Linked DNA regions of Mus musculus: all the other regions are linked to region 1. Evidence: chromatin loops called from intact Hi-C (ENCODE). Cell type or tissue: left cerebral cortex. All regions are shown on one strand. Region 1 overlaps Tsc22d1 (TSC22 domain family, member 1). Region 2 holds the start of Serp2 (stress-associated endoplasmic reticulum protein family member 2). Region 3 holds the start of LOC115485926 (a long non-coding RNA gene).

What was found. A loop is a pair of places that touch in the nucleus more often than their neighbours do. Peaks named below come from ENCODE experiments on the same cell type or tissue, not always from the same donor. Only the 100,000 strongest peaks of a DNase experiment are listed, where the experiment ranks them.
Region 2: a loop joins it to region 1, with 4 times the contacts of the local background. A loop is called at or near these places in 10 of 42 quality-filtered maps.
Region 3: a loop joins it to region 1, with 5 times the contacts of the local background. A loop is called at or near these places in 15 of 42 quality-filtered maps.

What each region holds. Positions count from the first base shown.
Region 1 is chr14:76,499,794-76,507,793 of GRCm38, forward strand. Tsc22d1 (TSC22 domain family, member 1) reads left to right here. Exons shown (of 3, transcript NM_207652.3): 2 at 5,456-5,504; 3 at 6,624-7,972. The coding sequence ends at 6,881. Among named protein-coding and RNA genes, the nearest start is that of 4930444M15Rik, 17 kb to the right of the region's middle. In left cerebral cortex, CTCF peaks have their summits at 3,505 (motif pointing right) and 4,627; DNase peaks (open chromatin) are centred at 445, 3,686, 4,592, 5,218 and 4 more places; H3K4me3 peaks cover 4,465 bases; H3K27ac peaks cover 4,827 bases.
Region 2 is chr14:76,551,818-76,559,817 of GRCm38, forward strand. It overlaps Serp2 (stress-associated endoplasmic reticulum protein family member 2), which reads right to left and starts at 4,870. Exons shown (of 3, transcript NM_001160326.1): 1 at 4,614-4,870. The coding sequence starts at 4,697. In left cerebral cortex, a CTCF peak has its summit at 4,776; DNase peaks (open chromatin) are centred at 3,617, 4,197, 4,673 and 4,850; H3K4me3 peaks cover 2,343 bases; H3K27ac peaks cover 2,497 bases.
Region 3 is chr14:76,736,825-76,744,824 of GRCm38, forward strand. LOC115485926 (a long non-coding RNA gene) reads left to right here and starts at 3,019. Exons shown (of 3, transcript XR_383616.1): 1 at 3,019-3,754. In left cerebral cortex, a CTCF peak has its summit at 3,699; DNase peaks (open chromatin) are centred at 3,053 and 3,610; H3K27ac peaks cover 481 bases.

The DNA of each region.
Region 1 (8,000 bases):
TACATACTCAAAACACTTAGCATTTCCCCCTTTCTGCCCCTTATCTATTTCTCAAGGGCAGCTACTTCTTAATGTTTATTTTTTTTTATCTCCGTATTTCTCCATGACATTCCTTTTTTCTCTTCTTTTACTTTTCAATCTTGAGAATAATGATTAAGCTGTGATCACTGTAGATGCGGTTTAGCTCCTCGGAGCTATCGCACACTACAAAATTCTTCCTACCACCTTCTCAGTAAATTCATGGTTTTGATTTTGTTTTTTTTTTTAATCTCTAAAATGATGGCCATGTAGACTGGGGGAGGTGTGTGCTCTCTTTGCGTTTGTTGACTGATTCCTCTCCGGGAGGACTGAGTACCTCCATAGCAGCAGCTGCCCAGGCCCTGCAGGCCTTGTTATTCTCTCTGCTCTGCTGCTCCTGCAGTCTCCCTCCACCATCAGGCCGCCCAGGCACCAGCTGCTGCGTGAGCCTACCAGGCAGCCTCTCCTGAGGTCACAGCCTTCTGGCCTTTCAGCCCCCTTTCTGATCTCTGGCTCTGGCTGTGGTCTCCCCTGACCACTGCTTTTCTTGATTTCGGTCTCCAGTATATTGTACAAAATATCTAAACATGTTATTCTTCTAGTTTTGCACCAGAGAGAGAATTTGGCCAAGTGACAACTCTGGTCAGTGCAGCCCTTTCCTCTCAGAACCTTAAGACCTTTGTCTCTACGGTCTTCTGGCAGCGGTAGGAAAACCGTTTTCTCTGCTGTTACTGTTGTGTTGGTAACTTGCCTTTTCTATCTGTGAGATTCCTCTCTATCCCTGTGTTCTTGTGTTGTGTGGCGACCGCGAGCTTTGATGGTTTGTTTGGGTTTGGGTTTGGTTTAGGTGTTTGGTCATCGCATTCACCTGGAGACTCCTGCTTTAGGTGATTGTCTGGTAACTTCCTTCTCCCCGAGTGGTGTCTTTGGATCACATCCTGTTTGCACATTACTCTCTAGATAGTCGTTTCTCCTGTCTGTCTCCTTTGCACTCTCCCTTCCTTTTGTTCTCCCTTGGAGAAGACTTTTCAGTGTTATCTTCTAACCCAAAGGAAGGCTGCATGTAGCAGTTGTTCATCTTTTGATGGCATTCATTTCTCCCCGATGGTATGCAGAGGAACTATTATATCACTAAAGCATTATTCATGGTTCATCTGTGAATTTTTAATGTATTTCTATATATTGAAATACTGCTTTAAATTGACAGGTAAAATTGTCCACAGTGATTTTTAACTGCTTTTATTTATTTCTGTGTTCATAGAAATGTACGTGGGCTAGTTTAATATGGCTTGCTAACAAATGCACGACTTGCCATGCCCTGAGTTGTCAGGAGAAGAGCGGATGCTCTCAGTGATCACTCACTGAGGCTGCTGTGCTAGTCAGCGGGTCTCTTGGCTTATGCTTCCTATCTGAGATTGTGTAGCCTTTGAGTAGCGTCCCTTCAGCCACCCCTTCTTCATCCATCGTCCTCGGTCACCTTGGTAACCACTGTTCTGCCCTCTACCTCAATGAGATCTACTTCTTTAGAGTGAGATCATGTGGAATTTGTTTTTGACTGACTGGACTCTGGTTCCATCCGTGTTGTAGCCATGATAAGATTTTTTTGTTTTTGTTTTTTGTTTTTCGAGGCAGGGTTTCTCTGTATAGCTCTGGCTGTCCTGGAACTCACTTTGTAGACCAGGCTGGCCTCGAACTCAGAAATCCACCTGCCTCTGCCTCCCGAGTGCTGGGATTAAAGGCGTGCGCCACCACACCTGGCTAAGATTTTTATGTTTAATGGCTAAGTAGGATTTTTGTTTCTGTTCCCATCTCCAGTTCTGACTCTGTGCTCACCACATTTTCTTTGGCCATAAAATCTGTGGTTTTGTTAAACTTGGTATTCTACTTCTGCTTCCTAGGTACCTGGGAAAGTGAGGTGATTGGGGGCAAGGGTGGGGTGGGGTGGGGTGGGACCTAGACGAGCAATTTTACAAGATGCATCCCTTGCCTGCTTCCTTGGCAGTTCCTATAGCTTCACAAGGTGTCTCCATGGGAAAAGAGGTTGTTGTAGGTGTGCGGGTCTCTGCGTCAGGCAGACCCTCACAGACCCTTCCTGTGCTCCAGTCACCTTAGCCCCTCACAGACCTTTTCGGTTCTCCTCCTCATTCCCCACATTTGATACCAAGAGTCAGAGGTGATTGAAGTAGAATCCATTCAAACACTCATGCGGACCACAACAGCAAATTTCAAATGTCTATACCTTTCCCTGTATGTATAGACTTGGTGAGGCTGACTTGTATGGCCCACACCTTCGGGAGTCTCTCGGGAAGGGCTGTTGCATTTCTTTAAAACCTCAGCCAACCTCTTGGGGTCTCAGACATGGATACTTAGACTAGATTTAGACTCCTGGATACTTATCTGGTAAACAGGAGAACCTTCAAGGGGCATCCTCGGACGTGCTGACCCCGTGGTTAGAGCCCGCGAAGATTTCCTCTGTTTCCATTGCCTTTGGTTTAGATTATTTATTCTTCCGTTCATATAAAAAGTTTTTAAGGGAATTCAGCACATTTGTGTAAGAGATGAAAAGCCTCCATTGTTTCCAGCCAGTTCTCCAGTAGGGGAGTGGATTAGACAGATTGGTGGTTGTTCATATTTGCTTCTGTTGCTAATACTGTGGGTAGTCATGCAGTTAAAAATGGTAGGAAACAGAACCGACTTAGCTCTTTTATTTATGTTCAAGAACAACATGAAGAATAAAATCATGTAATCCTTCTACATTGCAGCTGGGACTCTTAACCCCATTTCTCCATATGTCCTGAGCGGCCTTTATTTCTGTGTTTAGCTCTTTTACATTTACAGTGTACCTTTCTGTGATAGTCTTTGCTCTGGAATTGGTGTTCAGCTAAAATATTTAAAAAGATACAGATTGATAGTTAGAATGTTAACTCTAAGATTATAGAAACTAATAATCCCACTTAGCACTCGTGGACATAGGAGCTCCATCCTATTTCACGAGTCACTAGGATTGCCCAGTCCGCCTTTGTTTCCCATTACTGAGAGCGGTGCCTTCAAACAGCACACATCATAAACTACAAATACACTAACACTTTTGTTCAGAAGCAAAGCCTAACACGAAACACAATAAAAAGAATATTGTTTTGTAACGACGCCCATTTTTCAACACAGAAGAGAATTACTCTCCTCTTCTTGTGCTGTATTCAATATATTTGGCGTTTAACTGAATTAATGCAGTTTCTGAAACCATATGCCCCCTCCAGCCTTGGGTAAACTTCAGAGATTGTCTAAGAGACTCTGACCGCAGTTTAGGAAAGTTTATTCCTTGAGGGGGAAGCCTCATCTTGATAGAGGAGGGGTTCACTCTTCACGTGAGTGTAAGAGTGTGTATTTATGTATCATAGTCAGATTTTATTTTGGAATTATTTGAGTACCACTTGCCTATGGAGAGGTCCCAAACTGTTGGTACTTATTTTGTTATTGTAGTCTTTTGCCACTAGAGGGTAGTATTGCAGAGGTTAAATTTTCCTCGACCATACTGCCGACTGTATATAACCTGTAATCAGACGTCTGCCCTTAGTTTTATAGTATGTTAATCCTCATTGATGCATCTTCACAGATATTTAAATTATTAGAGTTGATTTTGCTCCGGGTTAACTCTTATCTAAGGACCATGATTTGATGGCATTAATCTGCTCGCTGTGACTGTTAGGTGAAGAGCGCCTTCAGCATCTCTTGACTGGTGAACTATTTTTAACCACCATTAGATTCTCTCCACATTTTTACTGGTTCAGGCCACACTGCAAATGAGCAAAGGCTACATATTAAGGAATTGCATGCTTTTTGGAAAACGTCCTTGACGTATCAATCTCTCCGATTTAAGAAGACGGAGCATTGCGTCTTGGCGGAATTGCGATCTCACTTCAAGAACCCTTGGCCCTAGGGACTAGCAGAAAATAGATCTGTTTGGGATTGGACCTGTAGATTGATTTTTTTTTCTAGCAATAAATGGAAGAAGACATAATTACTGATGCAGTTAGGGTAATGAGATTTTAAGGCTTACAACTCCGGGGCCGTTTGGGGAAGGTTCCCTGCATTTCATCTTGTAGATTCCTTTGACTCGTTTATTTGCCTACCAAAGAAAAATACAATATTGGTTTTTTTGTACATAACTGATAAGCTTTATGTGGAGCTATCTCCCACCAAAAAGGCAAATGTAATATTCCTATGAATTTCATTAGCATGAAAAAGGAATTCCTGCAGCAGGATTATTATCCTTGCACAGAACACAGCCTCTGTAGCCTCCCGTTAGTGCTTCTTGTAAGAACCCAATAATTGAAATCGAGACGCCGGCGTTCCTGAGTCTTAGTGGTGGGACTGGGCATGCCCAGTAGCTCGGCTGGGTCTGGTTGCAAAGAGCAAGCTTGCGGGCAGGGTTGAGCGCCGCCGCAGGGACTGCTTTGGAGACGGGGTCTTACTCCCTTAGACGTAAGCGTGCGGGCACCGGGAGCTTTCGGGAACCCTGACGCGAGCGAGCCTTGGAGGAGGTGGCGCCCAACCCCCTCCCTCTCCTCCCCTCCCCGCTCCGCCGGCGCCGCGGGCACCGGGAGGGACTGCAGCCCGGGAGCGCGGGGCGGGCCTATGGCGCGGCCAATCGGCGCGGCGCCTCCCCGCCTATATGTGGCGCTGGGGCCGGGCGGCCTCCTCTAGAGGAGTGGAGCCGGCAGCCGAGTAGGACCGAGCTGCTGCAGACGCGCCGGGTCACTCGAGCCAGCACCACCGTTCTCACGCCCTGAGCTGCAGACAGCTAGGCGGTTTTATCTAGTTTGAACCAGGCTGCTGGAGCTTGCTCCCTCCCGCCCTCTCTCTTTTTTTTCCACGGGGCTGTTTTTTTAATTTGGCTGCAATTGCATGAAATCCCAATGGTGTAGACCAGTGGCGATGGATCTAGGAGTTTACCAACTGAGACATTTTTCCATTTCTTTCTTGTCGTCTTTGCTGGGAACCGAAAACGCTTCCGTGAGACTTGACAATAGGTAAATGTCAGCTGGGATAGTTGGTTTAAATTGACTCGGAGTAAAATTGACTTGCGGTATTACAGGTACAGGATAGCCATGCGAATTCCTTTGTCCATGCCTAGGGTTACTGTGACATAGATGTTGCTTTTTGAAATGGCCAGAAGATCCTTATTTTCGTAGATCTGGCTCGAGAACAGGCTTTCTTCCATTATGTAATTTAGTCCTTTGTGGCTCCTTAAAATAGGGAAATGCCTGGATAGAGTATGGCTGGTATTTTCTGGAGTCTGATGCATTTTGGAGCGTTTAAGAATACTCAAAATAGGATGCTAGTAACGTCATTCGAATTCAGAGATCTGTCCTTATCCTGGATGTTAAAGATCAATTCCATTTATCGATGATCTCTCTTTTTTTATTCTCTCTTCCAGCTCTGGTGCAAGTGTGGTAGCTATCGACAACAAAATAGAGCAAGCTATGGTATGTACTGATTTAAAATTACTTGTACTCAATGTGGGCGCTGCACAAAAACCGACATGTCTTGGAAACGACTAGTGCATCCCTTAGCTAAATCCAGACGGTGCTGATTGCTCTTCATACAGTCAGAAATGCCAGCGCTAGCTCGTTCTCTCTCCCCTGCCAGCGTGGAGAGAAGCCACATCCCCACACGACTGCCAGGGAAGGAGAAGGGCCCCAGGTTGTGAGCGGCCCTGCTCTGGACCCATTCACTCCGTGTCGGGATAAGGCAGTGGCCCAGCCTCCTCGTTGCTGGTCTTGGGAGCACCTTCAGCAGTGTGGCTTTACTGGGAACCCTGAGATTTTACTGGGGAGCTGGAAGGGAGGGTGTCCCCCTCCACTGAGGGCAGCTGGAGAAGGGGTCCCTAGACCCCACCAGACCCTCTCCAGTGGTGCTGCGGCCGCACAAAGGAGGGGAATGGGAGAAAAGTTTTGTCTTTCTCGGCCTGCGCCTGGATTTCTCCGATTTTTTATTTCCGCCTTGGTCGTTCTTTGTTATTGGAGCAGCGCCTGTGGCTCTTCTCACGGGATTCTCTGCCCACTGTTGCTAGGCAAACTCTGAACCTTTAATTCAGAGCTATAAATAACTCGGGCTCCCATTGGCTACGACGTCTGCCCAGGTTTCTGTGATGTCAGCTTAATCAAGGGGGGGCTGGGGGGAGTAGAGGTGGAGGGAAGAAAATGCGGCAACACGCTCTGTAGGAACTGGCTGCAGCCGGTGCCAAGGGAGGGAGGAGATGGGAGGGGACGCTCCCTGCGCCGGGAGGGCCTGGGGGCGGGGAAGCGGCCACTGGGCCTCGGGCCTGGAGGAGAGCGAACACAGGGCCTGAGCCCCTGTGTGGTGCGGTTTGCCATCTTGAATTGGAAACTGGACTGTAGACGTCATTAATGTCTGCAGAGAAAGTCTGGAGACTTTTGGAAAGCTTGATCACGTATACATTAAACTTGAGTATTGCGCGGTTGTGATTATGCGCAGATTTCCACAAGTGTGCTTTAAATGCTCTTTGGAGATAGAATAAATAATTGGTTAGGGAGAGTCCAGGACCTAGTAAGCTAAAGCCTTTCTTTGCCTCCTGTTTTCAGGATCTGGTGAAAAGCCATTTGATGTATGCGGTGAGGGAGGAAGTGGAAGTTCTGAAGGAGCAGATCAAAGAACTAATAGAGAAAAACTCCCAGCTGGAGCAGGAGAACAATCTGCTGAAGACGCTGGCCAGTCCGGAGCAGCTCGCCCAGTTTCAGGCCCAGCTGCAGACTGGCTCCCCTCCGGCCACCACGCAGCCACAGGGGACCACACAGCCCCCTGCACAGCCAGCATCCCAGGGCTCAGGATCAACCGCATAGCCTCCTAGGCCCCAACAGAACTGGCTGCTGCTGCTGCTGTCTGAACTGAACAGACCGAAGAGATGTGCTAGAGAGAAGCCGCCTCCACAGTCACCCATTTCATTGCTGTCTACGAAAGAGACGTGAGACTCACACGCTGTTCTCGCTTTCTCCCCAGTATTAAGCACTCATAAGCTTTTGGCTTGAAGAAATGTACTAGTTGAGTGAATTAAAGGTTAATCAGAGAGTGAGCAGGGATGTGCCCTGTGCAACGTGGCAGATGTCTGAGGAATGGTTTAATTGACCCCGAGGAGCTCTGTGCCTTTTCAACCCTCCCCAGCCGCCCACCCTGCTTCTGAGAGCTCGGGCGGCTCGCCTTCGTGGGGCTCGCCTGCGTGGGGTTCGGAAAGTGGGCTGCTCCTGGATTCTGCGCTCTCTTCTCCTTCCCTTCAAAGAACTCGGAGAGGCCAGAAACAAGACTGCAATGGGGGGCGGGGGGAGGGATGATGCAGTCCTTATACAAAACCGACAACTGTCACCAAAGCTTATAAAACACGATAGTACTGTCCCTCTTTTCTGAACCATCAGAAGACACAAAACTGTTAGTGACACAACGGTGACAGGTAGCTGGGACCTAGGCTATCTTATTATGAAGGTTGTTTTGCTTGTTGTATATTTGTGTATGTAGTGTAACGAATTTGTACCATAGAGGACTGTCCGTAACTACTGTTTAGCTTCTACACATTGAAATGTAGATGTTTCATTGGCTGTCTGAAAAGGTGTGGCTTGTCCTTCCTAGAGAGATCTACTTAAAAACTGCTTTGTGACAAAAACCACACCTGAAGAAATTTTAAGAATTTGGCCCAGTTAGTCACTCTGTGTAATCCCGGAATCTAGCTGCTGAAGTCTTGCGAAGTAAACTCCCCGTGACCGATGTCAGTTAAGCTGGTGATACCTGGAGAAGTGGTCAGTTGCTAAGGAAGTGGATTTCCCAGTAGGGGTTTCTGCACCTCACCTGTATAGTCGTTCTGCGCATGTCCCCCACACAGTCCCCACTGTATTTACCTGTTCTACTTGTCACCTTTCAATAAAGCATATCAAATGTTGATACACACGTGTTTCTATATGACGCCATTAATA
Region 2 (8,000 bases), 52 kb after region 1:
GGTGCTGCTGTGCACGATATAACCTTCCGACGTGTTGCGCCAAGTTTTAGTAAAGTTTCGAACAGAACTGAAAAAGCCTTCTTCGATTTGCTTCCCAGAAAAGTTCTTTGTATTAAAGCTACAAAGACATGCTGTATTTATTGATAACTGCCATCTTATATTTAATAATATTCTTCATTTGCTGTTGGCACATACCTAGAATCTCAGCAATGAGGTGAATTTGAGATTACACAGTAAATTCAAGGCCAGCATGGGTCACATAGGACAGCCATATTTCATTACATAGCTCAGTGGTAGTGCACTTGCCTAGCACACACAAGGCCCTGGTCTTAGTCCCCAGTACTGAAAAAACATAGGAATCCCTTTTCCTCTTCCTCCTTCTTTTGATAGATCAAGCTACAATTTTTTAGGTCTCGAATCACCTATTACCTTCTTAGGCTTTTGCCTCAGGCATGTCATTTGTATGATCAAGTACATTTTCTTGAGATTTGTTTATAACTTAAGATTTCTTGACTCCCTAGCGAACATGTTTAATATCTATCTTTCCACTATACTGGAGGCCCCACAAGGACTGGCAAGGAGTTTCTTTGAGGTATCAATGCAGAGCAAAGTCTGTCACAGACTTAAAGAAGATAATAAATATTCATTTAAGAATGAGCATGCATGGTTCATGAAATGTGATTTCACAGGTCAGGTAAAATGTGAGTCTACAAAGATTACTGCCCATTGATTGATTGATTGATTGATTGATTGATTGATTGACACAGGCTTTCTTCTAGTCCAGGTCAGGTAAAATGTGAGTCTACAAAGATTACTGCCCATTTATTTATTTATTTATTTATTTATTTATTTATTTATTTATTTATTGACACAGGCTTTCTTCTAGTCCAGGTTGTCCTCGAACAGAATTACTGGCATGCGACAGCATTCCCAGTTTTACATGGTGCTAGGGATGAGGTTCAGGGCTACCTATATGCTGTACAAGCAAGTCTACCAATTGAATGACACACTCAGCTGTCCTTTTAGTAAGACTTCGTAATTGACGGTAATGAGTGGGTCTTCTCTGTATTTTACTTACTAGATACTGAAGTAGAGATCAATGTGTCAACCACAGGTCTATTTTGACTAAAGATTAAAGCCACTCATTCTTTGGCCTTGACCAGCATACTTCCTGGGGAGTCATAATATAATAGGTCGTTGCTTTGGACCAGAAAAGAACCCAGCACTTCTTTAAGAATTTCACAGTATAGCTTTAGTGTGTCACGTAAGATTAGGCTAAACTCATATCAAGCAAACAACAGAGATTTTAAAGTCACTTGAGCAGAGTCTGACATTGGCCCTTGCCTGCTCTCTTCTAGAACTTTACTGTCCTAGTTTTTCCCAGACACCAATTCCATTGCCACTGTTGGAACTCACAGCACATTATGAAAAGATTTACCTCAGCTCTGTTCCCAGCAAAGCCAATAAGGGAATCCACGAATCTCTATATGAATCACTGGGCTACTAAGGATGCCAAATGGAGTCCTGTATTTTATACCTACAGTTTAACACAAATTAGACGTCTTGTAGCCCGGTGTATGTAATACAAAACCCTTTTGGATGACATGCCCCAGTGAATGGAAATTAGTTGTGGGCTTTCAGAGCTCTGGAACACCCGGCTGATCATAACACCAGTACATCCCCTTCAGAGAGTCATAATTTTTCCTGGAAAGGGTACCAGTACAACCCCACTGGGACAAGTCACACAAGCACCATTATACTGCTGCAAAAGACAGAGGAAAAGATTTTCTACAGCGATTCTGTAAAGAGCAAGGCTCACCTCAGACATGAGGGCCCAACACATGAAGGGCTGTCTTTTTCTTTGATAAAACCCTTGCTGGGCAGCTCAGAACCCTACAATCTGAAGTCCATTTCACTGTGGAGGATTTTCTACTGTCCAATCCCCAAACAGCCCTGCCATTTCTGTTTCTTGTCTCAATCTGCTATCTGGGAGAAAAACATTCATTTACCCAAAGCCATTAGCTAATCTGCCCACATACAGTGACAGAGGCTGACAGTGAGCTTGGTTTTTCAACTGGAACTTGCAAAACTGTTCCCATTTACTTAAGTCTATCCAGAATTAGTTACTCCTGTTTGGCCTCAGAAGGGGACAAGGGACTGAGGAGCATGTTTTACATATCAAAGCAGACCTGGCCTCCAGGTCTCCCAGCATCCTTCAATCCCTACCTGGCATAACCTGCCCCCAACCCTGCCAGCCCAGAGGTTGGGCCAGGGCTGTCCTTCTCCCAGAGGCTCTTCCCTATATATTATCCACACATTTTGGTTTCCCCTCTCTCTGTTTCCCTCTCTTTCTTCTGTGTGCACCCTTCCTCTCCCCACCACCCCATGGTGACTTCCGTAGCCTCCTTCTGTGGGGCCAGTGAACTCGCCCAAGAACACCTTCTGAGTAAGCCTGCCTTTAATCAAATCTAATCTGACTTGAATTGGCTCCCTTCACTGACAGAGAAATAACCTAGCAACTTCTACCAGAGTATAACCATGTTGGACTTGTAATTAAAACAACAAGATTCAGGATTTACAGAGAGAAATTTTATTTTCTTTTTGGATGCCGATACACTTACAATACGGCTAACCGAAAGACCCTTCAAAACAACTGAAAACAAACATCTATTGGGGCATGGTTTTGAAGCCTTTCATTACAGAATTAAGTCTGGTCAATTACAGGTCCTCAGAGGCGCCAGGCACTGCTGAGGAGGGCCATCCATGGTATAGCAGAACCTGTCAAGTGCACTTATGCCATACATTAAATATAATTTAAATGTAGCTGGAAATGTTGAGTTGGATTGCAGATGGTGAGTTATATCCACTCCACGGCGGTTTACCATCTTCTTTTCTTATTTTGAAGCCAACAATTTTTTTTTTTTTTTTGCTTTGTTTTAGGCCCTCAACATTCTCTCAAGTTCACAGAGGCTGATGGAGAAAATAGCCCTGCAAATTAGTTCTTGGTGTCCTTGCCCTCGCCCTCACATAAGCTGTCAACTGAGATCATTTTACATCTCTTTTGTTTTTTGTTTTTTCGAGATGGGATTTCTCTGTGTAGCCCTGGCTGTACTGGAACTCACTTTGTAGTCCAGGCTGGCCTCGAACTCAGAAATCTGCCTGCCTCTGCCTCCAAAGTGCTGGGATTAAAGGCGTGCAATACCACTGCCCGGCTTCATTTTACATCTGAACTCAGATTCCTTCGTTCATTAGAAAGAGCCACAGCTGCTTATTCCACTATGTCAGCAAATAGGTCTGCCACCTTGAGAAGGAAGAAATGATCTACTTTGAGCATAAAATAATTGCCTTTAATGCCAACTTGGGCAGTGGCTCCCTGCCCTGACCCAGTAATAAAACCTCATAGGGGAAACAGATTCCTGCGAAAAATATGGTTCCCATTCTATGGCGCCTTGGCATTTTGTCCCCTCCAATCATAGCTAAATGCTCTAGTTCCCCAAAAGAAGGAATTTTAAGGGTTACCTCAGCCTGGGGCTGTGTACAAAGCTCTGAGTAGTTTGACGCCATGGCTTCTCTGCCACAATTCTGCTTGGTTTAACAAGAATTCCGGTGTGATGACTACACAGCCAGCTTTTCCCCTCAGTTAATCAAACCAACATAATTTCTTTGCTAAAAGGCATTGCCTCATCAAGTCTGCGTTTCCAGACAAACCCAAGCTTCGGCTGGACTTCCCCATAATCGTATGGGCTAATAGATTCCAGGCGCCTTTGCAAACCAGTTCTTCGCAACGATGCAAACCCACACAAGCCTTGGATGGTTCAAAGTCACAGGCCTGACATTTTCTGGAGCAGATAACTTGGTTTCCTAAAGGAAATCTCTGCACTTAAGGTACACAGTTTACTTAAGATTCCAGGGGTAAAGCTTTAATACACAGTCTGGGAGCAAAGAACCTCGGGCACTAAGCTGGTCGCTACAGTTACAGCATCATAATGCGCCAGAATCCATACGGTGAATTATAGGCAGTAACGATGCACTCAGCTTTGGCTGAGGCGGCTTCAGTTTGCAAGAGAAAGAGGAGGGTGAAGAGAAATGTAGCTCGGAATCTCACGCCCTACTTTTATACCATATATATAATATATATGTACACACACACACACACACACACACACACACACACACACACAGGGAGAAGAGACAGACGATCACAAAAAGGGTGGAAAGAAAAATCTTAGCATGGGGGTGGGGAGAGAGTCCAGGGGCGGAGCCTGGAAGCTGTGGATAAGTGGCATTCTATCATTCGTTCATCCTTTCGTTCATTCATTCACTTAGTAGGCTCCCAGCCCAGTTGGCTTCACTGGCCCCTAAGATGCAGCTTTTAGCCTTTTTCAAGGACGATGGCTCCTTCTCTTGGGGAGTCTCCACCAACCAGAGCCCTCTCCGCCCACGAGAAAGCAGAGCAGTCTGCGCCCCCCAGAGCCCCGCTGGGTCCCCCAGCCTGCGGGACCCCGGAGGAGGGGCCGGGAGGCCTGGCTCCGAGCCCACGGCCCGCCCGCCCCGCCCCGCTCCGCCCCGCGGGTCCTGCCAGCTCGGCCCGGCCGGCGCCGCCCCCGCCTTACCAGGGTTTTGGCTACGTTTCCCCTCTGGGTGATGTTTTTGCTGTGCTTCTCGTTAGCCATCCGGATCCGCTGTTTGGCCACCATGGCTTGGGCGCTTGGGGATGCTCTCGACTCCCACCTGCAACGATGGCCGGGGTGAGCCGTAGCCGCAGCGCCCCGCGGCTTGCCCGGGCGCTGCAGGTGGCAAGGCACGGCCGAGCCCCGCGCACCCCGCTCCCGGAGCCCCAGCCAGCCGGCTCCAGAGAGAGGCCAGCGCGCGGACGGAAGTAATCTCTCATCTCAGGAAACCCTCTCCGACTTCCTCGCCATCCTTCCGGTCCCCCCAGCTACCTACCCTGCGCGGCCACCGAGGCAGGAGGCGGGAAGCGAGAGGCGGGCGCTGACACAGCGCCGCGCGCCAAGCCCAAGGGCACCGTGGCCCGGGGTGTCCGGGTCCTGAGATCGAACGCTGCGGGGCATAGGGTTCGGGCGACCCGGCGTTTGTGCGTGCGTGGGGGGTGGGGACGCAGCCGCACCCAGCCTGGTGACCTCTGACTGTTTCCTGACCACCTCGGGACAGGCAGGGATTGGGGCGCTGGTGCTTCAAGCTGAAGGCTAGACCCTAGGCATCGAGCGCTGAGTCTCAGAGCTGAGCCTGGCCAGGTTTGGGTAGTACTGTTGGGAAACACCCCAAAAGAACCTGCCCTTTAGGTGTCTGAGGAAACCCCACTTGGCAAGTTGGGTTGTGCAAAAAGAGACCCTTTGTGACATGGGACGAAGAGCCAAGAAGCCTCTTTCTGGTCCCTGAAAAATGTGGATGAGGGTGGAGTTGGACCAGACCTCACCTTGGCAGTGGTGGTCATCACACTAGCAGATTGCCCCAGAAACCACTGAGTGCATAGAGGGCAAAGGGTTCATGAGCCTACAGTACAGGAAGAATGGATGGCCACTGCCCATAACCAAAGTGTTGACCAGGCTTGGACTCTTATCCCCCACTGCCCCACCACCACTACTGTCTTGGGGCATCTTGGACCTTCAGGCATCCCTGTTCTATGGGGTACTAAGTGTGAGCTCCCAGACAGCATTGGGAGTTTCTCTGCAGTGAAAGGACAAAAATCAATATTTGAATATCCAGATGCTGACCCCGAGATTTAGCTAGGGGAGGAGTGGGGGCTGAACCGCTTATCTTTCCTCAACAAATATGGCTCCTTGGAGCTCAGGAGGGACATCTGGAGAAGTGGGAAGAGGTGGTCCAGGGTTAGGACAATACAAAATAGCACTCAAGGGTAAGGAGTGAGAGCTGTGTAGACCAGATATGTCGGATGCATCTCTGATCCTATCTATCTGTGCCTGGAGGATGCTTCAATAGGCTCTGGTATGGGTAGAATTTCTTATGTGGGTAGAAAGCTAGGAAGAGCTCTTTAGGATACGGTTTATCTTAGAGTTTCTGTTGGGATGAAACTCAAGCAGGGCAGAAACCTGGAAGCAGGAGCTGATGCAGAGGCTGTGGAGGGTGCTGCTGACTGGCTTACTTTTTCTGGCTTGCTCAACCTGCTTTCTAATAGAATCTGGGCCCACCTGCTCAGGGATGGCACCACCCACAATGGGCTGGGGCCTCCCCTTCAATCTGTAATTAAGAATATGCCTTACAGCTGGAGCTCATAGTCTCATTTCTCAACGGAGGCTCCTTCCACTCTGAAGACTCCAGCTTGGGTCAAGTTAGACAAAACCAGCCAATATACCCTTCTATCAACTGGTTAGAAATCTCTTCACTTGAATGAGCAGCTACTGGCTTCATTAACAGTATGAGCAGCCACCAACATCACAGGACCACTTAAGTCTGACCTATTCTGGTCCCTGATTTTAAGGACCACTGTGGGGAGCGGTGCGGCTGCAGGACCCGTGAAACCCACTTGTTTACTGCCTTGCCAGAGCATGCACAGTGAGGCTGCATGCGTGGGCTGCCTGCCAGGCTGGACTGTTCCTTGTGGTCAGGACCTGTCAGCCTATCTGTGAACGACCTGAGCTCGTGCCTGGAGCGTGTGTGAATTCTGATTGGATGAGGTGGGGTGGAGCTAGAAGGAGGTGAGTCTGTGCAAATAGTGAAGAGAGGAGTTTTAGCCCTTGCCGTGAGTAGAAGTACTAGAAGAGAAGCTGTTGTAATAGGAGTTGTTTTAGCCCTTGCCCTAAGAAGAAGCTGCTGGGGAAGAGAGCTGTAAAAGAAAAAGCCTGAGTAAAGTTGCTGCTTGAACCCAACTTGGTGTCTGTGTCGTTCGTGTCGCCGCCTCAGAGGACCAACGACAGACCACCACTGGCGTTTAAGTAGGGGAAGTGTTTCCTGAGCAGGGGGGGCTATTGTATAAGACCCACAGGTGCTTCTGCCTGTCCCTCACTTATTTCAGTAACTGGGCAGAAGCAGGGTAAATTCTCACCGAAGCTGACCAGAGCCCAGGCTCTAGGGGACATTCAGAGAAGTGAGGCTGATAGGTAGTTTCCACTTCTGGACTGGAAGCAGGGTGTTCCTCGCTCCACAGAGGCAGCCAACCGTATTGAGGAAAGATTATTATTTCTTGTTCGTTGTTTTCTGTGTGTTAGGGAACAATCTTACTCCTTTAATTTCTACTTTATGACATTTTGAATTAGTTTTTATTAAATTGAGGACCTGTCCACAGTAAAAAGTCCAGTGAAAAGTCCTCCACTCCCACATTTTCTACTGCCTGCCTGCCTGTCTGTCTGTCTGTGTACCTACCCACATATCTGTCATCAACCTGCCTATTTGTAGAGTCCCTTCAGAAGTCCAAACAGAAGCAGAGGATGGTGATGACTATCGACTCCTATATTTTGGAGGCCAACACAGGGGAATCTCTAGTTGAAGTCCAGCCTAGGCTGTATATGAAGACCCTACTCTACAAGAAAAACAAGACTTTTGGTCCTGTTCTCAACCTCTAGGGAAGGAAGGAGGGCCAAGAGTTGAGTTGATTACCAGGCCAATGAAGCAATCAACCACATCAGAATAATAAAGACTTTATAGAATCCCTAAAAGATTTCATTGAGTGAGCCACTGGGTGGCCAAGCGTGGGTAGGCTCCCAGAAGGTGTGGAAACTCTGGCCTGATCCCCTTAACCCTGACCTTTGTTCCTCTTCAGTCTGCTGCTTTGTGAAACCTTTATAACATATGCTCAGTGTTTTCCTGAGCTCGCTGAAACATTCTAGCAAACTGCTTGTTGTAGTTACTCTTATTGCTACAACCAAATACCCGAAGACATTAGAAAGAAGGGTTTGTCTGGGCTCACAGTTGAAGGATAATTCATCATGGCGGGCTGTCCTGGCAGCAGGAGTTTGAGGAAGGTGGTCACAACATCTGGGAAAGAAACAATGAACAATGCAACTGTCTGTGGGGTTTCTCCT
Region 3 (8,000 bases), 240 kb after region 1:
AGTGCTGACTCATTCCTTGTTCACAGCCCCCCCCCCCCCCCCAGGAGAACGGAGTTAATCTCAAATATAATTAGCTCCAGGGCTATCCACAACAGATGCTTGTAGGGACCTGTGTCTCATAAGGGTGAATGACTTCCTGATGGGCTTGAGCACTTAACAGTTACCGAACTGTGTGATCCAGAAGCCCAGAGTAGGCCTGGTTGGCTTGAGATTTAATTTTGAGAGACCTTTGATAAGGAGTGGGAGAAAAAGAAGAAGATCATGGACCGAAGCACTACTGAAGTGTTGTGGGTAGTCAGCATGAGATTAGGGCTAGAGGGGCTGAAGAAGCATCTATGACAATAAAGGATATGAACATAAACTGGGGGGAAGAGACTTGCTTGTTTTCATTGTTGTTGTTTTTCCATTCTTTCATTCATAAGTCTGAAGGTCTTTATCTAGCATTGGGTTGTGCAAGTGTCTGTGCTAAATTCCATTCCCTATCAGCTGTAGGACACCAGACAGTGACCACATAACCTAAACCTGCATGAGTTCACGTTCCAACACTCTCTGTGTGCTTCGTGGAAATACATTTAACTCCCTAACACCCTGTTCTTTTCATTGGCTATTAACTGGCCGATCTCTTAGAGTTATCTTGAGAATTGCAGTAAGCTGATAAAGACTGGGTATTGTAGAGTAGAGATTTGTTCAGCAGCTGCTTATGCATCGAGTCACGGGAGATTAGGAAACCAACAAAGAGGACCTATTCTCATCTTCCAGTATCCCCAAGACAACTTAGGGAAGGCTTAGGGGTAGGAAAAGAGGCTGTGTAATGTGTTGTGGGTGGGTGGAAGGATGGATGGTGCGAGAGACATGGCATTCAGACTTTAAGGTCACTTGGGAAGTTCAAAGGGGTGCCATAAAGGAAACAGTAATCGAACTGGATTCTACGAGAGGCAGAAATCCAGATGAAATGGTTTGATGGAGCATAATGACACACCTCCATGCAGGGTTCTTATAGAGTTGAACTGAGAATCGTACCTATAACTCAAGAGGCCAGTACACACACAGTCAGGCACACATCTCCCTGGCTCCAGCTCTGTCTTCTGTGGATCATTCATAGCCTACACCAGGAAATGAGGGCATATTTCGAAAAACATAAGGGGAAAGAGAAGTCAGGGTCCCCGAGGACCTGATGTTTCAGACATGGTTGATGAGTGAGGGAAGAGAGCCAAGTGTTCACTCAGAGGCTGGTGAGAGTCCCATGGGGTGACAGGGGCAGACAAGAGGGTTCAGGTCACACATATGGAGGAAGGAAAGACAAGAATGGTTTGGTAAGTTCAATCAAATGTAACCAAAGCTCACCTAATGGGAGAAAGGTGACAACCAAACATCCGCCTCAGAGGTGCCCAAGGTGACACTGGTGGCTGCTGGGCAAGGCCTGGGACCCTCATGTCTGCCAAAGCTCAGGCCATTTATTTTTTTTTTTTCTCATGACATCTCCATGGGCCATCTGAAAGTTAGCACTCCCATGAGGAGAGTGGATCCTAGAGAGGCGGGAGGGCGCAGATGCTTCCATGCTCAAACCATCATGCCTTCTAAATGCTTTGTGCCCTAACTGGTGGGTCCCAGATTCACTCAGGAGAACCCCACTCTTGCCCACCCACAGAGTCAGCCTCAGGAAGGAACTTGGCAAGGCATAAAGAAGGCAAAACTATAGCTAGGATTGGTCCTAACATTTCCTGGTGGTACAATTCACTTCAAAGATGACCTTAAAACGACTCTGAGTTCAAATATTTATAGTATTTGGATATATACTGGATATTGGTGTGTGTGTGTGTGTGTGTGTGTTTTGAGACAGGGTTTCTCTGTGTAGCCCCTGACTGTCCTGGAAATCACTCTGTAGACCAGGCTGGCCTCGAACTCAGAAACCCACCTGCCTCTGCCTCCCAAGTGCTCGGATTAAAGGCATGCGCCACCATGCCTTTTTATGCAAGTTTTAGAGTAAAGACCTGTGAGACCAGGCCATTTACAATTGCATAGGTGTGTATCAAGAACACAGAAAAGCCCTACATGATTCATCTATCCCCTTGCCTGAAATGTTACTAACATACAGTCGTATACATGTGGTGCCCAGGCCAGCCTTTGATTTCGAGACAGCAGCTCTCTATGCTTTGTAAGCAAGCCATGAAGAGAGGTTTGCCCACTTGAAAGATGAACAGCCTGGAAGAGGAGACAGACATAGAAGACAATTCCTGTTTTCTTTTTGTGCCTCTTCTGTGCTTCCTAACTTGTGAATTCTCCAAACTCAAAAGTTGCGATGGCAAATGGAGTCTGAAGAAAATACCCCAACCCAGCCAACAATGTAACCTGGCACAGGAATGCCCTGTACACTTTCGGCTGACCAGCAGACACTGTGGGGCTTTGCACGGAATGTGCTTACAGATGCTAGGTGATTTCAAAATAATTTTGGTAGGAGTAATAAAAGCAAAAGCCTGTGATTGCAGGAGGAGCAGGAGGAGAGGAAGAAAGGTTGAAAGAGCCAACAAAGCAAAGAGGGAGGAAAAGCTTTAGTTTATGGATTGATGAGAGATTTGCTTTTCTTTGTTTTAATCAGGGTCTGGGCCTAACTCTTCACTTCTTGCTATTTAAACTGGTGAATCATCACACCCCACTTTGGCATCTGCTAACTACAGGGCAGAATATTTAACCCATTACAGTTAAACCAAAAATCCTACTGTAAAATCCCCTTCATTGTCATCAACCTCTGATAGCCTTTGTGGACTCCCAAGCTAAGGGAAAGTATCATCCTTGCTTAACTGGCATCTTATGTGTCTCTTTTCCTAGAGACACCATGTTCTGTTTGTTTGGTAAATATGTCAACCCCCAGCCCCGGCCCCCATCTTCCCTATCACCATCTCTAAGAGCAGAGACTGCTGTGAGCTCCTTCCCTGAACCTAGAGCACGTCATACAAGAGAGTAGTAGGTCTTTTGTACACAGCAAGTAAGGGAATGCATGCACGAGTCAAGGAACAGACGATAGAAGATAGCAAATCATTCCTAGCCACTGAGGTTATCCAATCACAGCCAAGGTAGGCGGGTCATGCAAATATCACTTCACACCCCACTCCTCCCTTGCCCTTTTGCTTCTTTTTTGGCCACATGCCTCTCTACTTGTTCCTTCTACCTCTCCCTTGGGCATTAAGCAGCGCGCGCGCGCGCGCGCGCGCACACACACACACACACACACACACACACATCGGATGTCCTCACACCCCGGGCAGCGGAGTCTCTGTGGGCTGCTCTGGAAGAGCCCTGCAGCGTGCGGTTTCTATGGAATGGGAACATGTCAATTGGCAGGAGCTCAACTTGGAAAGCAAAGCCATGCCTTGTTGTGTCTTCGAATTCAGACCATTTTTTCATATACATCGAAGATAACAAACAAGGCCTATAAGTGGAGCCAGTCAAAGGGAGCCCGAATGCTTCAGGCGCCACCAGAGGCAAGAAGAATGCTGGGTGGTGGCGATACTGTTTAGGAAAGAGCCTCTGTAATTGCTCTACTGGAGAGCCACATTTGCACAACCCAATTGTGTGGTGTCCGACTGAGCAAGTTAGCAAAATAAAGACAGATGGCAGATTAACTCCAACCCGCCCACCAGATGATGGCAGCCAATGTGGAGGACTCGGGAAAGCTTCCTGCAGTGTCTTTGCTAGATGCCACCTAGTGACTCTCCCAAGCACTACAGTCTGCTTGCAGCATCCACTCAGGCCCTGGGTAAGGAGACTGCCAAGGATGGCCTGTTCTTGTTTGGGAAAGAAAGAAAAAAAAGGAAAGATGCCAGGTTGGAGAAATGAGAGTTAAACCCGTCTCTCTGTTATATACTTAGAAGAAAAGGATTGTGGTGTGTGTGTGTGTGTGTGTGTGTGTGTGTGTGTGTGTGATGTTAGAATTTAAGCTAGGTCCTCACACATGTTATAAATAAGGGAGTGTGGGAATAAGAAAGCTAATCTCAAGAGACACCTTTCTCTTGGGAATACATGACTCAGAAGACTTCAGACAGCTTACACAACTTAACCCTAGAACAGCAAATATTGTCCTCTTAAGTGTCACCTCCAAAAGACTGTCAGAGACTGTTTGGACAATGAGAGATTGTGCAGTAGGTTCCAAGGCTCAGAACTGGGATCCTGTGGTCACTGCAGGTTGTTGGCTACAGCGACTGAAGGGAAGTCTGACTAATGGTATTTGGGTTGTTACTGAACAACGTACACTAGGCTGTGGAGTCTGCTAATTTGTTGAATATCGAATATGTAGTGAAAGAGGTTTCTGGACTCCCAACAGATCTAAGCTGCAATGAACATTGAGCATGTAGAAGAAATGGTGTTTTTCTAACTCAAAGGAGAGGGTCGGAATCAATTGCTATTTTGCTATGATCTGCTGAGCTGTGGCTTCCTTGTGTTTGTATTTCCCTCACGGGAGATACTGTGTGACTGGATATTCACAATGCTATCATAGTAATTCAGGGCTTGGAGTTCTGGAATATGTTGGAAGAACTTGGTGCTAAGACCCTGACCATCCCTAACTACAGGTTTGATTAACGTATTCTTATTTTCCTTTTCCTCGTTTGGAAATAGTATTTTGAGTGCTCAGCAACACGTCAGAAACGAATACTGTTCAGTGACTGAGACAGAGTCCCGATCTCCCTGGGCTCATAGTCTCCTGGGAGGATGACACAAGGTGAACAAGATAAACAACATACAGAGAATAACATGTATCAGGCAAGAAACTCCATTAGAAGACATTGGCAGAGGGAGGTTAAGGGAAGAAGGACCTGTCCCAGTGGAGCACAGAGCTGTGGGATGATTGGAAGAGGGCTCCAGCAGGGACAGGTGCCACAGGGTCTGAGAAAGAGCGGATTCAACATGCTTGAGAACAACAGAAGCACTACCTGGAAGTCCAGCCATCACTGTGTGTGCCCAATAGATTTAAGAAGCCTAGAGGGTCCTAAGGAGACTTCAGTTGGTGATGTCTCCTGGAGGCCAGGCCCTAGCCTAGGATCAGTGGACACAGAGGTTAGTGATTCATTTTGGTGTCAAGCTGATTGGATTTAGGTGACCCTGGGATATTAGTCAAGTACACCTCAGTGTGTCTATGGAGGCATTTACAAGGAGGATTAAATAAGGGGGAAGATCCTCTCTAAATGAGTGACCATAAAGGACCAGTACAGGGAGGGCATCCTCTTTTTGTGCTTCCTGACCACCAGGTAGTGAACTACTCTGCCAGACCCAAGCTCTTTACCGGTGATGTACTGACACCTCTGAAACCAGGAGCCCAAACCACTCTAGATCTTGATGTTTAGAGGATCTCCAGTTAGAACAGTGCTTTGGGAGTTAAGAAACAGAGGAATGACAGGCTTGTGTCATTAACAAAAAGAGTCACTCAGAGCAGACTGCAGAGGATAGAATGGACCCTCTACTGGTACAGATTGGAGGGAGTGGGGACTTCGGAATGTGCAGAGAGACAGAGCTGGGAATGGGTACTGTGAAGTCTGGGGCTAAAAATTCCTCAGGTCTGAAGTGTGAGGACTGAGGTGTCAGGGTTAGGTCTTTGGTCCTATGATGAGTCAGAGGCCCTACAACAGCAGGGATGAGCTGGGGACGGAGGCAGGGTCAGGCATGCAGAAATTCTTTATCCCCTGGGGCTGCAGGCATACGGGTCTTGAGTCATCTCTTCCTTTCTGACGTAATAACCTGCTCTGACTACTCCCTAACAAAGAAAACACCAAGTCTAAGTCACAGATGTGAAAGACGAAGACTCCATGGTTAGGGTGGAGCCTGGGTGGGAGCTTTAGACCCTCACAGCCACCTTGGCTCCACTGCCTATGTGTTCATATTCAGTGGCTGGGTCAAAGGACACTGAACACTGTCTTGCACCATGGCTATCGATGGAGACTCCTTCTCTTGGACACACTATTTATCATCAAGTTCTTGGTTCCTTCTGGAGTCATCCCAATTGTCCCTACTGACCTTTCCAATTTGTACCAACGATGGCAACTACCTTAAGCGTCCAAATGGTACTGCAACCAAATGTGCCCCTTCCTGTCTGCCCATTACTTATTCTGAAAGTTACTCTGTCTTGTCTCCCATTGGACAGTAACTCATCTGTAAGCAGACCACTCCTTCTTAGCTGCTGGAAAGTGGGAAGGAGTAGATCTTATCTGACCTCCCTTAATGAAAGGGGCTGTGCTCTTCATAAAGAGCCACCCCGTGTGTTGTATAGTACTACAAGCAGAACACCTGGCACCTTGATAAGGACAGTTTGTGTCTGCTTGTAGAAGATCATCACAATTAGTTTTGTTGATTGTTGAGGATCCCTCATAGAACGAGGGTTGGGGACCTTCACCTGAGCATCCAGTTATTCCTCCTAACTAGTTAAATGTAAGTTATTCCCTAATTGTACTGTCCTAGGGAACCACAGAGGGCCTAGAGCCGTGGTTCTCAACCTGTGTGTCTTGACCCCTAGTGTGTATGTGTGTGGGTTGGGTTCGGGGTGGGTGTTAAACAATTCTTTCAAAGGAGTCACATACGAGATATTCACATTACTATTTGAAACAGTTGCAAAACAAAACCAGTTTTGAAGTAGCAACAAAATAATTTTATATTAGGGGGTCACTAGCACATGAGGAACTGTATTAAAGAGCCTCAGCATTAGGAAGGTTGATAGCCACTGGCCTAGGCTCGAGGGACTAGGGAAACCTTGGTGTAATTGGACTCTGGCTTGTCACTGCGATCTTAGAGAGAGGGTTTGACATGGCCTCGTCCTCCCCAAGGAGAACATTCTTGTGACACCCTGTGAGCGTCAGAAACTTTAGCAGTAAACCAGTTATGTTCCATACTTAGTGGGTTTCTGCTAGCAGGGTCTGCATGATAGGTTGTCTTGGATCTTTGTGAAGACAATTAAAAAGAAATAATGTGAAAGAATTGAGACCACACTCAGAAATACATTGTGTTTAGTTTCCTCAAAGTCTATTTTACCTTCTCACCATGATCAATAACCCCTGCTTGTGTCTACAGCATGGGGCCGTTATGGTGAATCGCAGAAGAGAGCAGGCTTGAGTGTTAGGGAAGATGTGACTCTTGGGCTCTAACTGCCATTTAGAGCATCTTGCAGGGCTTTACCATCCTCATCCACAAGCCACAGATTGTCAGAGGCAAATGGCAGAGCTGTTATAAAGATTGACTTATGACATGCAGAGCATTTGGTGCAGGGACCTGCACGAGCAGAGACACTTGGTCCTAATATCCAGCACTTTGACTGGCACATGTCTATTCTTTTGATGTGTGGTGCCATTCCTGAAGTGCTCCTGTTGTCCTTGTCCTTGCCATGTTCATGGGTCACCATTCTGATTCTGTGACATTCACTAGCCCTTATCTGTGCCTCCCTAAGGGAGAAAAGGGCTTAGTGGTTTGACCCAGTGCCTTCCTTGAATGCTGTATTCCTGACCTACCAGGCAGGATGCACTCACGGGTGCAACAGTACCACGAGTGTTATGGGTTATCGAATTGCTTTCTGGTTGAATTGAGGCTGCTCCACAGGAATGAATTTCTTGCCTGTTCCTGTAGTCCTTCCTGGTCAAAAGCCCACGGCTGAGGAGGTCACAGGCCCTAGGGTAGAACTTGCTATTGTTATGTCGCTGAATGTTCATGCTGTCAAATCACCTTCTATATCTTTATGTTTATACCCACAAACCTGGACCGGTCCCAATCTTGGTCAGAGAAGTTTGGTTTTGTAGGGAGCAGTAGCCAACAGAGAGTTGCATAATGGGTCAAAGTGGTGAGAATGAGAGGTTGAATGCTGAGCCATAAACATCTATATCAACTCTCCCTGCTGTTGCCACTGCTCAGGAACTGTCATGAGATGGGAGATGGGGGGGGGGGCTATAGGGGCTGGAGGGAGGGAGGAGAGCTTCGACGCTGGCTTCCAGACAAGACGTGACTGTTGGCCTTGTGCACTCACGACAGCT